Linked DNA regions of Mus musculus: region 2 is linked to region 1. The links are chromatin contacts, found by Hi-C or POLR2A ChIA-PET in ENCODE. All regions are on one chromosome and are shown on one strand. Each heading gives the region's core, a stretch centred on a gene start or an enhancer-like site at or near the end of the contact. The rest is flanking DNA. Distances are from core to core; before and after follow the strand shown. Region 1 holds the start of Card19 (caspase recruitment domain family, member 19). Region 2 holds the start of E030007A22Rik (a long non-coding RNA gene).

Region 1 (5,205 bases), core at 1,707-4,206:
ACATCTGACAAGGGTCTTTCTGCTGGACAGCTCAGTGGAGGACATAGTGAGAAGCAGTAAGCTTTCCTTCATTACAAAGCCATTCCTCATACCCCACTAATCCCCTAATCCATTAGTTCACAGATGGATGAATCCATTGGTGAGGGCAGAGCCTTAATCACCTCCTGTCAGTCTAACCTGGTCACACCTCATTTGTGGATTAAACCGAATGTGTTTGAGCCGTGAAACTCAAACCCTCACAGTTAGGCTAGCCAGAATCTCCCTTACACTTTGTGTGTTTGTGTGTGTGCATACTTGAGTGTGCACAAGATGTGGCTGGTGCGTGTAGAGACCAGAATTTGCAGTTCGGATTTTTATATGGGTACGGTGGATTTGAACTCAGTTCTTCAAGACTTGTGGAGCAGGCAGACTTATCTCCCCAGTCCCATCACTCTAGATGTTGCCTTCCTTTTTATTTTGTGATACAGTCTCATCTCTCCCAGCTAACCTTAAACAATGTAGCCAAGGAAAACTTTGAATTTCTCCTCTACCTGCCTCTGCCTCCTGAATACTTGGATCACAGGTTTGTGCTGCCATGACTAGTTTATTTGGTGTTGGAGTTCTATCTAACCCAGAGCTTCATATACGTTAGGCGAGCAAGTAAGCACTCCACCAACTAAGTCTCTCAGTTTTGTATCTGCCAGGCCTCCACACACCTATTCCTTGGCTATAAACCCCATACTGCTTTTACTATATTCAAAATAGAGCCAGGTTATCTTCTGAGCCTAGCTTTTATTCTTTCCCTTTACTACAATGGTCATAAGTACTGGTCCAACAGGCTGTGACTTCTGACCAGCTCAATTGTCTATGCCAGTGAAGGCTCCCAGCTGCTTTGCAGGAGGTGGGGTCCAACATCAGCTGGCCTTTCCACATTCAAATGTCAACAGGTCCTGCCAGCAGGCAAGCAGCAACCTGTGCCCCTTAGGGAAGAGGAGGAATACCCAGGGCCTATCCCTAGATCTGGGGTCTACCTTGCATCTCTTGTAGATCCTGGAGTGGACATTGGGTGTGTTTTGTAGCCCCGTGTGTCCCTGTAGCTGTCCTGTCTCAGACTAAGGTCTTCTCTCCCTGCAGGCTTGAGGTAGGGGGAAGGGGACTCCTATATGGTCTAGGATGTAGAATCTCTGTGAACTTGAGTGTTGTCCTTGGATCAAATGTTGCACAGACTCTGGAGTGCCAAGAAGCAGGTAGCCTGCAGTTGGGAGGCTACCTCAGACTGCTAAAGGGGGTGAGGGCCTCAGTTTCTCTCATGGGACCAAGTAAGGTCCTCAGGTTCAGAGGAAGATACAAAGGTGGAATGCTGGCCTTCCTGATGAGGAGTCTGGCAAGGGATGCCTAAAAATGCATGATTCAGGAAGTCCTCAGTCTCACCCCACTGCTAGAACACAGTGATGGGTGTGCAATAATTGGAGCCCTTCAGAATGGTCCCAATGGGGTCTGTGCAGGGTTCCTGCAAGATGTAGCCCTTGGATCTAGCCCAGACTGGCCCAGGCACACATGTAGGTCAGGTACATAGTACCTATACCCTGCTCTGGAACAAAGTCTGTCCATGCTGTCTGTCCCCTCTGCAGGCACAGATTAGTGCTGAGGACAGCTGCCTGCTGACTCTGCATTTGCCTGGCCGGTGGGGAACCTGAGCAAACCTCGCTTTCTGCAGTTTTTAGCAAGGGGCAGGAATGTATTGATCAATACCACTGGGTCCAAGAGTTTGGAGCTCTAAGTGACCTTGTAAGTCAATCTCCAGATTCCTTTCGAGCCTCTCACTCCCAAGATGAGAGGTTGCAGCACTGGGGAGGACAGAGACAGACACGGAGGGCTCAGGGACCCAGGGGGTTCCTGGACTGTCCGGGAAGTGCATCCAGACCTGGGGCCTCCATTCCTGGTCTTGGTCCTGGTCTGGTTCCAATATCTCAAGTTACAGCTCTAAAGTGTGCCAGACTAGCCGCACCAGCGGAGAAGCAAAATCTGGTGCCTGCTGCCATTGCTGGCTGTGAGGGTCCTGCCTCCCCGACCCTCGCAGATCTCCATTTCCTAGCTGGGCCTGGGCTTGGGGCCTTCCTGTGGTTGGTACCAGAGCTTGAAGAGCCAGGCCTATGTACAACAGAAGGGAAACAAGTTGGGAGGCAGAAAGATTTATCACCTGAGGCCACACATTTTACAGTTAGGAAAATTGAGGCTCGGTCAGACTACATGACTTCCTTAACTAGGCGGCAATGCCAGCCATTTGTCCTCTGTGTAAATGGGGGACTTGGTAGAACGAGGACCCACTAAGTTCTCTGTTAAGTCTCAATTCATCACTGTCCGGTCGAGGCCCTGTGGACTTCCGTTCGGTCCCTGGTTGCCAATGAACTCCCACCAGCCTTTTATGCCAGACTTGACCTCCTATGTGACCTTGGGTAATTCTCGTCTCTTTTAAGACTCGGTTTCTTCATCCAGGAGATGGGAGTGGGGTGGCCAGAGCGTAGCAGCAGAAAATTGAACTGAGAAGTTCACAATAACCTCCTAACCTCCGCAAAAAGCAGGCACAAGACCGGGAGGAGGGGCAGGGCATAGGCGAAGGGACGCCGACCCGGGTAGCTATTGGAGAGGCTGTGAATGGGGCGAGCCTTGAGCCGGGACGTGGCTTGAGTTCTCTGGTCCAGACAAGGACTTGGGTACTGAGTTTCTCCGCTAGGTCACTTATGCTAGCTGGAGCGGGACTCCCGGCGTCGCTACAGGAGAAGCTCCTCAGGGGCCGAGCTCTCTGCTGCGCGTAGTATAGAGTTAGGGAAGTTGTTTAGAGCCCGAGCCGCCCCACGGCTGACGCGTCTCCAGTGCGAAGTACAGAAAGGGGCGTGGCTAATCGGAGGGAGGGGCTTGGGGGCTAAGATGTCGTCGCTGGGCGGGACCTATAGGGAAGAGGCGGGGCTTAGGGCCAGGCCTGCGGGCGGCGGTCACCGGAGCCCTCGCGCCGGGCGGCGGACAGCCGAGGACGACGGGGCGGCGCCGTGTCCTCCGCCATGACAGGTGGGCGCGGGTCCAGGAGGGCGACGGGAGCCGTGTGACCTTGGCGTCAGCTGGCGCCGGCGACGCGGGCGTAAGAGGCGCGCGGCGGCGGGGTGTCCCGGGCTCTGCGCGACGGGCCGGGGGCGCCAGGGGTCTCGGGTGCTGAGTGGGGGGCCGTCGCGGGTCGAGGAGGAAGAGCAGCAGGTGAGCGCTCTCCCGGTGCACTGCACCGGCTGCGCCTGCGGAACGGGCGGTGTCCCGGGACGGGATGGATCTGAGAGAGGGAAATGGTGCTCCTCGCCAGTCTGCTGAGACTTTAGAGCGCCGCTTGCACACAACCCCCTTGGAGGCGGGACCGGCGCTGCAAACCTGGGTAGCTTGTAGTACCAGGGAGACGCCCGTGTTTCCCGCTCTAGATGGGTCTAGAGAATTCGGACCCAACAACTGGATCCCTCTTCTCCAGGATGGCTTGGTTGCCCCAGCCCAACCCTTTTGCTCTGGGGACTCACCCACTTTATTCCTGATCCCAGAGGGACACAGTGACATTGCTGTGCTAAGTTCTCTCGGTAAAAGATCCGATGAGAGGATGAGTCAGCGAGGGACCCCTGCTGCCTTAGAGCCTAGGGAACGTGATAGCTACCAGATGCACTTTTTTTCTGGGAGTCTCTTGTACTTCATATGGCAGAGTTCACCTGGGATAGCCCAGAGAGATGAGGTAACCCCAGAAATCCCAGGGGTCTCTAAACTGGAGTCAGCGTTGGGCATGCACAAAAATAAGACCTCATAGGTTGCAACCTGGTGACTTCTAGAACAGGTTAGAGGAGACCCCATCTTCCAGGCCCTTCTTGTTTGGAGCTGCAATTTCTGAGCATTATGTGTAGAGCCCCTAATATACACTCTTGTTCAGAATAGCCATTTGGGGGCAGAAGGAATATTCTCATGTCTGTGTAGGAATGGGAAGATAAAATCTCAGGTTGGGTAAGTGCCCCCAGACCACCCTGCTGGTCAGTGGTAGGAGCAGAATGGGAGCCTTGGCCTCAGCCTCTGGTTTCCCAGATCCTCTAGTAAGTTCATCAGGATGTGTGGGACAGATCTCGCCTGTGCTGGCCTCCAAGGGCCCATTGTAGAGACAGGATACCCATGGAAAATGAGACATCCCACCTCCAGGAGAACAGGTAGTTGTGGGGGTGGAGAACTTTTAGCTGGAAGGACACAGGCAGGCCTTGATTGTGGCAATAATACGCTTTCCTCTCTGCAGTCTACTTGCTGGCGCTTTGACACTTCTAAGCATCCCACCTTTTTCTAGTGGGAGATGGAGACTGAAAAGCAGAAGTCTGAGAGGGTTGGATGGGCAGCCCTGGGGCGACAGATCCCTTGTTCATTCTTGGCTCAGTGCCCTGGTGCACCAGCTGAGGGTCTGCCATACACATTAGTCTTTGTTGCCTCTGAGTGTGAGTGTGAGTGTGTGTGTGTGTGTGTGTGTGTGAGAGAGAGAGAGAGAGAGAGAGAGAGAGAGAAAGTGTGTGTGTTTGGTGGTGATAGATACTGAGAGTTGTGTCTTCACAGAATAGGCAGTATAGTATGGAGCGAGTGATCTAAGCCAAACCAAGTACTATGACAAGAACTTATGGGAGTGGTTCAGAGGGGAGTCGATGCTCAAGTTCTGGACCCCAGGAGAATTGTGAATTCTTGGAAGGGGGCTAAATAAACTGGGCATAAATCAATCACATCTTCCCAGCCTGCTGCATGGGTCCTGGCTCTAGTGAGCTGCAGACAGAAGGCTCTGGGACCCTAGGAGCAGAGTAAGGGCAGGTGGGACCAGCTGCTTCAGGGTCCCAAATGCCAGAGTGAGGACTTAGGTCTGGGCTGCTGAAGTTGAAGATGAGGTGACAGAGCCAAGTTTCTGGTACGAGCTGGCAGGGAGGGAAGTTACAGGGAAAGGCTCATGGATTCTGCACAGAATGATCTCTTCTTTATCTAGTAAAGGCATTCCTGGCCTTGTTTACCGGAGCCTGGTATCCAGGCAGAGCCTTGCCCGAGTCTCCATTATACCCAGTGGCTGCCTCTATGTGGTTGCATGAACAGCTTATAAAAGCCACAGGAAGCACAGGAAGTACACTGCCCTAAAGCTGCTGCTGGCTTAGCCCTGGGCTGGGCCACCCAAGGCAGGTGACTCAGGGC
Region 2 (5,835 bases), core at 2,887-5,386, 42 kb before region 1:
CACAGTGGGAGGAATGAGTTGGGGGCCTTCTAACTCCTACTAAGTGAAGCCCTCACCCAGTTCTGAATGGGACAGTGTTGAGGGTGGCCCAGGTGACACAAGGAACAAAGGAGGGGCTTTTCTTGGCTAGGTGCACTATGTGGTAGACACACTGGACAGGACAAACCTTCAGCCTCTTGCCACCTTTGCTTCTTCCTCCTGCTCATAGCGGTTCTGGCCCTTGCATTTCAAGGATCCCAAGTGCTCGTCCTCTGAAGAGTCAGAGCCTGAGGAGGTGCTTCTGTGTGTCCTTCCCCCTGGGGAGTGCCTCTGCCCATTCTGTCCCAGGATTCGGACTAGTCAGTTTGCAGCTTGGAGGCTCCTGATGCTACCTGAACAGAAAGGTGCATAAGTGACTCTTCTTGTTGCTGTGACAAAGTCTTAGACAAAATCACCTTATGGAAGAACGAGTTTATTTGGCTCACAACTTGAGGGTATGATCCATCATGGTGAGGAAAACCATGGATGCAGGAGAGCTGGCTGGATTCTGTCCATGGTCAGGAAGCAGGAGCACTGGATGCTGGCTCTCCACCCACTTTCTCCGTTTTATTCATTCCAGGACCCTAAGCCTTGGGCTGCTGCTATTCACATTCAGGGTGGGTTTTCTCTTCTCAATTAAACTTTTCTGGAAACACCCTAATGACATGGCCAGAACTTTGTCTTCTTGTGATTGTGAATCCTACCAGGTTGACAATACCAACCACCTCAGCCCACCCCTTGTTAACTTGACACTCAAGCATGTCACTTTTAAATGGTAACATTCTGACCTTAGAAAGTCTCATGCTCATTTTATGCAGCAATATGCATTTAGTCCATCTCTAAAAATCTGCAAACCCTTCACAGATCCAATTCTCCCCCTACCCCCCAAGACATAAGTACAAGACTCTCTGCTGAGTCTCAGGCAATCTTTTAACTGTAAGCCCCTGTGAAATAAAGGAAAAACAAAACAAAACAAGTTACATACTTCTAATATCCAATGGTACAGAATAAGTGATCCCATTTCAAAGGTGAGGATTTGGACATGAGACAGAGACTCAGCAGACTCAACAGTTACTGCTCTTACAAAGGACCACAGTTCAGTTTCCAGCACCCATGACACGGAGCTCACAGTTGCCTGTAGTTTCAACTCCAGAGATCTGACGCCCTCTTTTGGCCTCTTCTAGGTACCTACATGCATCTGAACACACATATGCATGCACATGCACACGCACATACACAAATAAAACGAGGATTAGAGGCACAACACAGTGAGATTGAACCAAAGCAAAAGTGTGTCCCAGCCAGATAAACACCAAGTCTTGATGCAGCACCTGGGCTTCGGGGGCATCATCTGGGCTCCAGAGCCTTGGGCAGGCCCTCTCCTGCACTTCTGCTTCTTGCAGCATATAGCCTGTCTTCATTCAGGTCCACTCCATACCTGCAGATTTCCCAAAGACACCTCTTACCGTTCTGGCATCTCCAATATCCTGGGGGTGCAATACTAGGCTCTAAGCTCACAGCTCCACACAATGGACTTTTCAAATCCAACCATAACACACGGTGTCTGGCCTCCGCTGCTTTCTAGGATTATAGTACAAGCCACACAAGTTGTGATACTCTTGCATCTCGCATGCCTATAAAACCGGCACTACGTTCTGCTTCCGGATCCAGATGTAGTCTGGCTTCCTCCTCCTGTCACCGCTGAAGTGTGCCAGGCTGAGGAAACGCTGCTCTAGATGGTTGTTTTCTAGCAGGAAAGCTCAGAAGTGTTTACAACTCAGTGGTACTTACCACCCAGGCTCCCTCCTTTCGAATGGATCTGCAGTCTACAAGTGAGAGCCTTTCATAGGTGGAATCTTGAGTTGCCGGGTACCTTGCCTGTTGTCCTGGTGGTGAACTGATGTTTCCCTTTAAGGGTGTTAAGTCTTTAACAACAACAGCTGCTTTCCCAGCAAGGCCTCGTGGGACTTTACACACCCTTACTCGCTGAGCTGCACTCTTCATAGCTTGCTGCTCCCGTTTCTGAGAAGAGCCAACAGTGGCCGAGCCACGGGCTGCCTGCTATTCTGTCTTGAAGTATCCTCCACCAAACCAGTTAGCCTATTACCTTTGAGTTCAGCCTCACTCAGGCTTTTGGGACATGGACAAAGCATGGTTGAAGATGAGATTCTTTGCCAGAATGTCACACACATAGGCTGGTTGCCCATAAAGAAAGTCCTTAACTCTCTGGAGACCTCATGAGCCAGGCCCTCCTCGGTTTCTCTCATGGCCCATTAGTCTCTATTTTCACCGAGAACTCTAGGGCTTTCCTCTTGCCCACCCCATTCCAAAGGTCTAAGAACAGCCTGGTCAGGTTTACTCCAGCCCTACTCCCAGGTACCAATTTTCTGTATTGGTTACTTTTTTCTTTGTTCTGACAAAAAGAAAAACATGGATGGAAGGGATTTTACAGGTGTGAGGTTATGGTCCTTCACAGGACTTGGGGGGAGAAGGCACGAGCTTGAGGCAGCTGGTCACTTTGTATCCAGTCAGGCAGCAGGGGGTGAGAAATGCTGCTGCTAGCTCAGCTCCATTTTCCCTTTTTATTCAGTCCAGGACCCCAAGCCCTGAGATGGTGCCCTCTCTGCTAATTAACCCTCTCTGGAAATACTCTCATAGGTGTGAGCACGTTTGTCTTGGTGACTGCAAATCCTGTCAAGACGACAGTAAAGGACAACATCACAAAAGACTTTTATATCCAAGTGCATGGGAAATGGTGTAAAACCAGGAGAGGAGGGTCCCACACAGGGAAAAACCCAGCTGCTATGTTAGCACTCAGCCCACGGACCGCCTCACCTGGCACACCATCCCCACTGTGCCCCAGCACTGGCTTCATCCCCCACAGTCCCAGGGAAGAGAGATCAGCTTCAGAGACAGCTGGCCACCAACCCTCTCTGCCACCTGTATAATCTTTGGGGTTTGGCATTAAGCACCAATTACTCCAAGACCTCTCTTGATGCCTTTTAGCAACTTGTACATGTATTGGGTGCCCAGGAAACAGAGGTGCTCACCTTTGTATTAGGTAGATCTCAGGGGTACGGCAAGGAAAAGTCTGTGCCCAACCAGGAGTCATAGAGGCTGCTGCCTGCGCAGTGATCCCATGACTAGATCGTTCAGTGGCTACCTGGAACTGCCTTCCTTGCAGAGTTCTGCACAGGCATGGGTGAGGCCAGCTGTCCATGGGTGGGGTCTAAGCCTGTCCACCCTTTTCAGTATTTCCAGACAGTCCTCCAACAGTGGATAGCTGCCAGCCCACAACTCTTCTCCCATGGTCATCCATCATTATAGGTAGAACATTCCTGGTGAGGAGAGAGAGAGAGAGAGAGAGAGAGAGAGAGAGAGAGAGAGAGAGAGAGAGAGAACCCACCCAGACCACAGGTTCCCTCTCCCAGACCGGAGCTCCACCTCTGGTTGCTGGGTGTCAGAATTCCAGAGCTACAGGTCTGGGTGAGACAGGTGGGATGCAGCCAGATCAGGGCAGACAGACTTTGAGAAAGCAGCAGCCTCCACCAACATTCTACACATTCCAGACCACTAACGCCAAGCTTCTTTAGCCTGCCCAGCCCATGAATGTCTGAGTTGGGTGCCTGCTCTCAGGTAGGAGCTCTGGCACCCTCCTGCAATCCCCAGGAAAACTACCTCTTAGCCACCAATGGTATGGTCCCACAGCAACACTGGGTCACCTCCCAACCTACCAGTTTGCTTTTGGAGCTGAAGGACCTAAACACTTCTCCCTGCTGGGCCATAGGAAGCACATACCCAGATGTTGCCTTCGGTAGGAGCATCCCCAGATGTCTCAGGATGGTACCCACCTTGTCTGCCATCTTTGTTCTCTCTGTGCTTTATTTCCCTGCTTGCCAAGCCAAGATATGCTGGCTAGGGATTGGACTCTGCCATCTTTGACCAGCTGGGGCAAGATGCAGGACAACAAGAGACTGTGCCACCAGGTGATGTGGGACAACAGGAGACTGTCCGAACAGGTCTCAGGAACATGGATCATCTCAGAGAAGAAATGGGGGCTGCACCCCTGAGTTCTGGGAAAGTGAAAGTGAAAGGTATGCTAAGAAGTAGGTGCTCTGCTCTTCATCCATTACATGGGTAGGAGTAGCAAGAACCCAGTTCCTTCAATCCCAGGGATTGGCTCAGAGTGGCCATGTGACTCAAGATGGAGGGTCCTATGACCATGAGAGGAGCAAGCTACCCAAAAGTTTAGACCTTTTTGGAACCAGAAGGAAGATGTTCTCATGGAGGCTGATTTCTGATTTCGCCTCAGGAAGAGACATCAGAACATTGATTTCCTATTAGATCAGACCTTCTACAAAGAACTGACCTGTCCCACACAGCAGCTGCCGACAGGGACCAGCAATGTCTGTTAGAATCTCTTGTCTTGCTCACATTTCCTGCATTCACAAACCAGGCTCACAGCACTCCGGTGAAATATGAGACCCTTTCTATCCTGCCAGAGCCATACCTGCCCTACAGGAAGCTCAGTTTTCAGGGCCCTGACAACCCATACAAATACAACACCCCCTTTCTTCAAGAGTCTCCAATCCAAAAGGGAGCCTGGCTTTCCCTTTCTTTATCAAAACTCAAAGATGTAAATCATTGCCCCTTTTGAAGAAAAGCAAGTCCTATCTCCAAAGGACAATAGGAAAACTACTAACAGCAGCAAAGCCCATCCATTTCTAGGGGAGACAGCTTTTCATCTCAAAGCAGCCCACCTCTTAGGGAGCAAGATGACGTGTGACACTGAGTCCTCTGTCTTCGCAGAGTCTCACTGGACGCAGCGTCTGTCTTTTCCCTCTCACAGAGGATGACCCTGCTGCTCTCTGGAACAGACTCTGCAACACAGGTTCAGGCTCAAGGAATTTATTTGGACTGCAGTCAAGGGAGGTGACAAGCAAGACAATGAGGACAAATGCTGATACAGGGTGTATTGTGTAAAGTATTGATGGTGCCCCTGATCCCTGTCATCCCAGAACCTCAGATGAGGTCATTGCTGTGATTTGTGAGGGGCTTCAGCGAGATCCAGGACACGTGGGGATACTTTGACCAAAGTGGCAAAAAGACGAAGTTTATTACAGAGCCCAAATCCTAGCATATCTCATGGGACCAGCAGGAAAAAGAGCATTTGGGACCTGTATCTTTGCTGGGGCCCACAGTGCTGCTGAGGTGAGTCTCCTGAAACACTAGCTGGGCTCACCTGAAGATGACATAGGGCTGAGGGCCAGGGGCTTGAGTTCCATTTGTGTCTTCTTTCACTTTTGAGACAAAGGAATGACTAAGGCAACTTAAAAAGAGGAAGGGTTTGCTTTGACACAGGATCTGAGGGTATGGCCTGTCAGAGCAGGGAAGTCATGGCAGCAGTGATGAATGTTGGTGCTCAGGCCACATTCTTCTTTTCATTGAGTTCAGCATCCCAGGCCTTGGGCTGGTGTTTTTCTCACTTGGGGTGGGTCTTTCCTGTTCTGAAAACTCCTGCACAGACACATTCAGAGGGGTCTCAATGGTGACTCTTTATCTAGTCAATAATAGGGACAATGGACCATCATAGCTGTCAGGGCCTCAGGGTCAGAGGCAAAAGGCTGAAGGTCTAAAGGAGGAACTGAGGAAGGATACCTCGAGAGATGCAGGTCCCACTGTATGAGCCTGAGACAGGCATGCATGAACGGCTGGGCTGTATCACAGTGAGGGTTTTCAGGATCAACAGAAACTGGGGAGACCCAGGTAGAACCATTCCCCAAAGTCTTCAGAGTGTGACCAAGCAGAAACCTCTGT

The links. Hi-C counts contacts between places; a loop is a spot of excess contacts on that map. ChIA-PET counts read pairs that join two places held with the same protein, here RNA polymerase II (POLR2A).
Region 2: a loop to region 1 is called in a map of v-Abl transformed pro-B cells, with 1.8 times the contacts of the local background. The contact joins the promoter of E030007A22Rik here to the promoter of Card19 in region 1. A Hi-C loop is called at or near these places in 2 of 37 maps with a recorded cell type or tissue (T-helper 1 cell and v-Abl transformed pro-B cells). POLR2A ChIA-PET finds 5 or more read pairs at or near these places in 1 of 5 experiments (Patski).

The regions. Positions count from the first base shown.
Region 1 is chr13:49,213,777-49,218,981 of GRCm38, reverse strand. It overlaps Card19 (caspase recruitment domain family, member 19), which reads left to right and starts at 2,956. Exons shown (of 6, transcript NM_026738.2): 1 at 2,956-3,045. The coding sequence starts at 3,039.
Region 2 is chr13:49,256,398-49,262,232 of GRCm38, reverse strand. E030007A22Rik (a long non-coding RNA gene) reads right to left here and starts at 4,136. Exons shown (of 2, transcript XR_003950519.1): 1 at 3,069-4,136; 2 at 431-1,456. It also overlaps a transcript of Fgd3 not described here.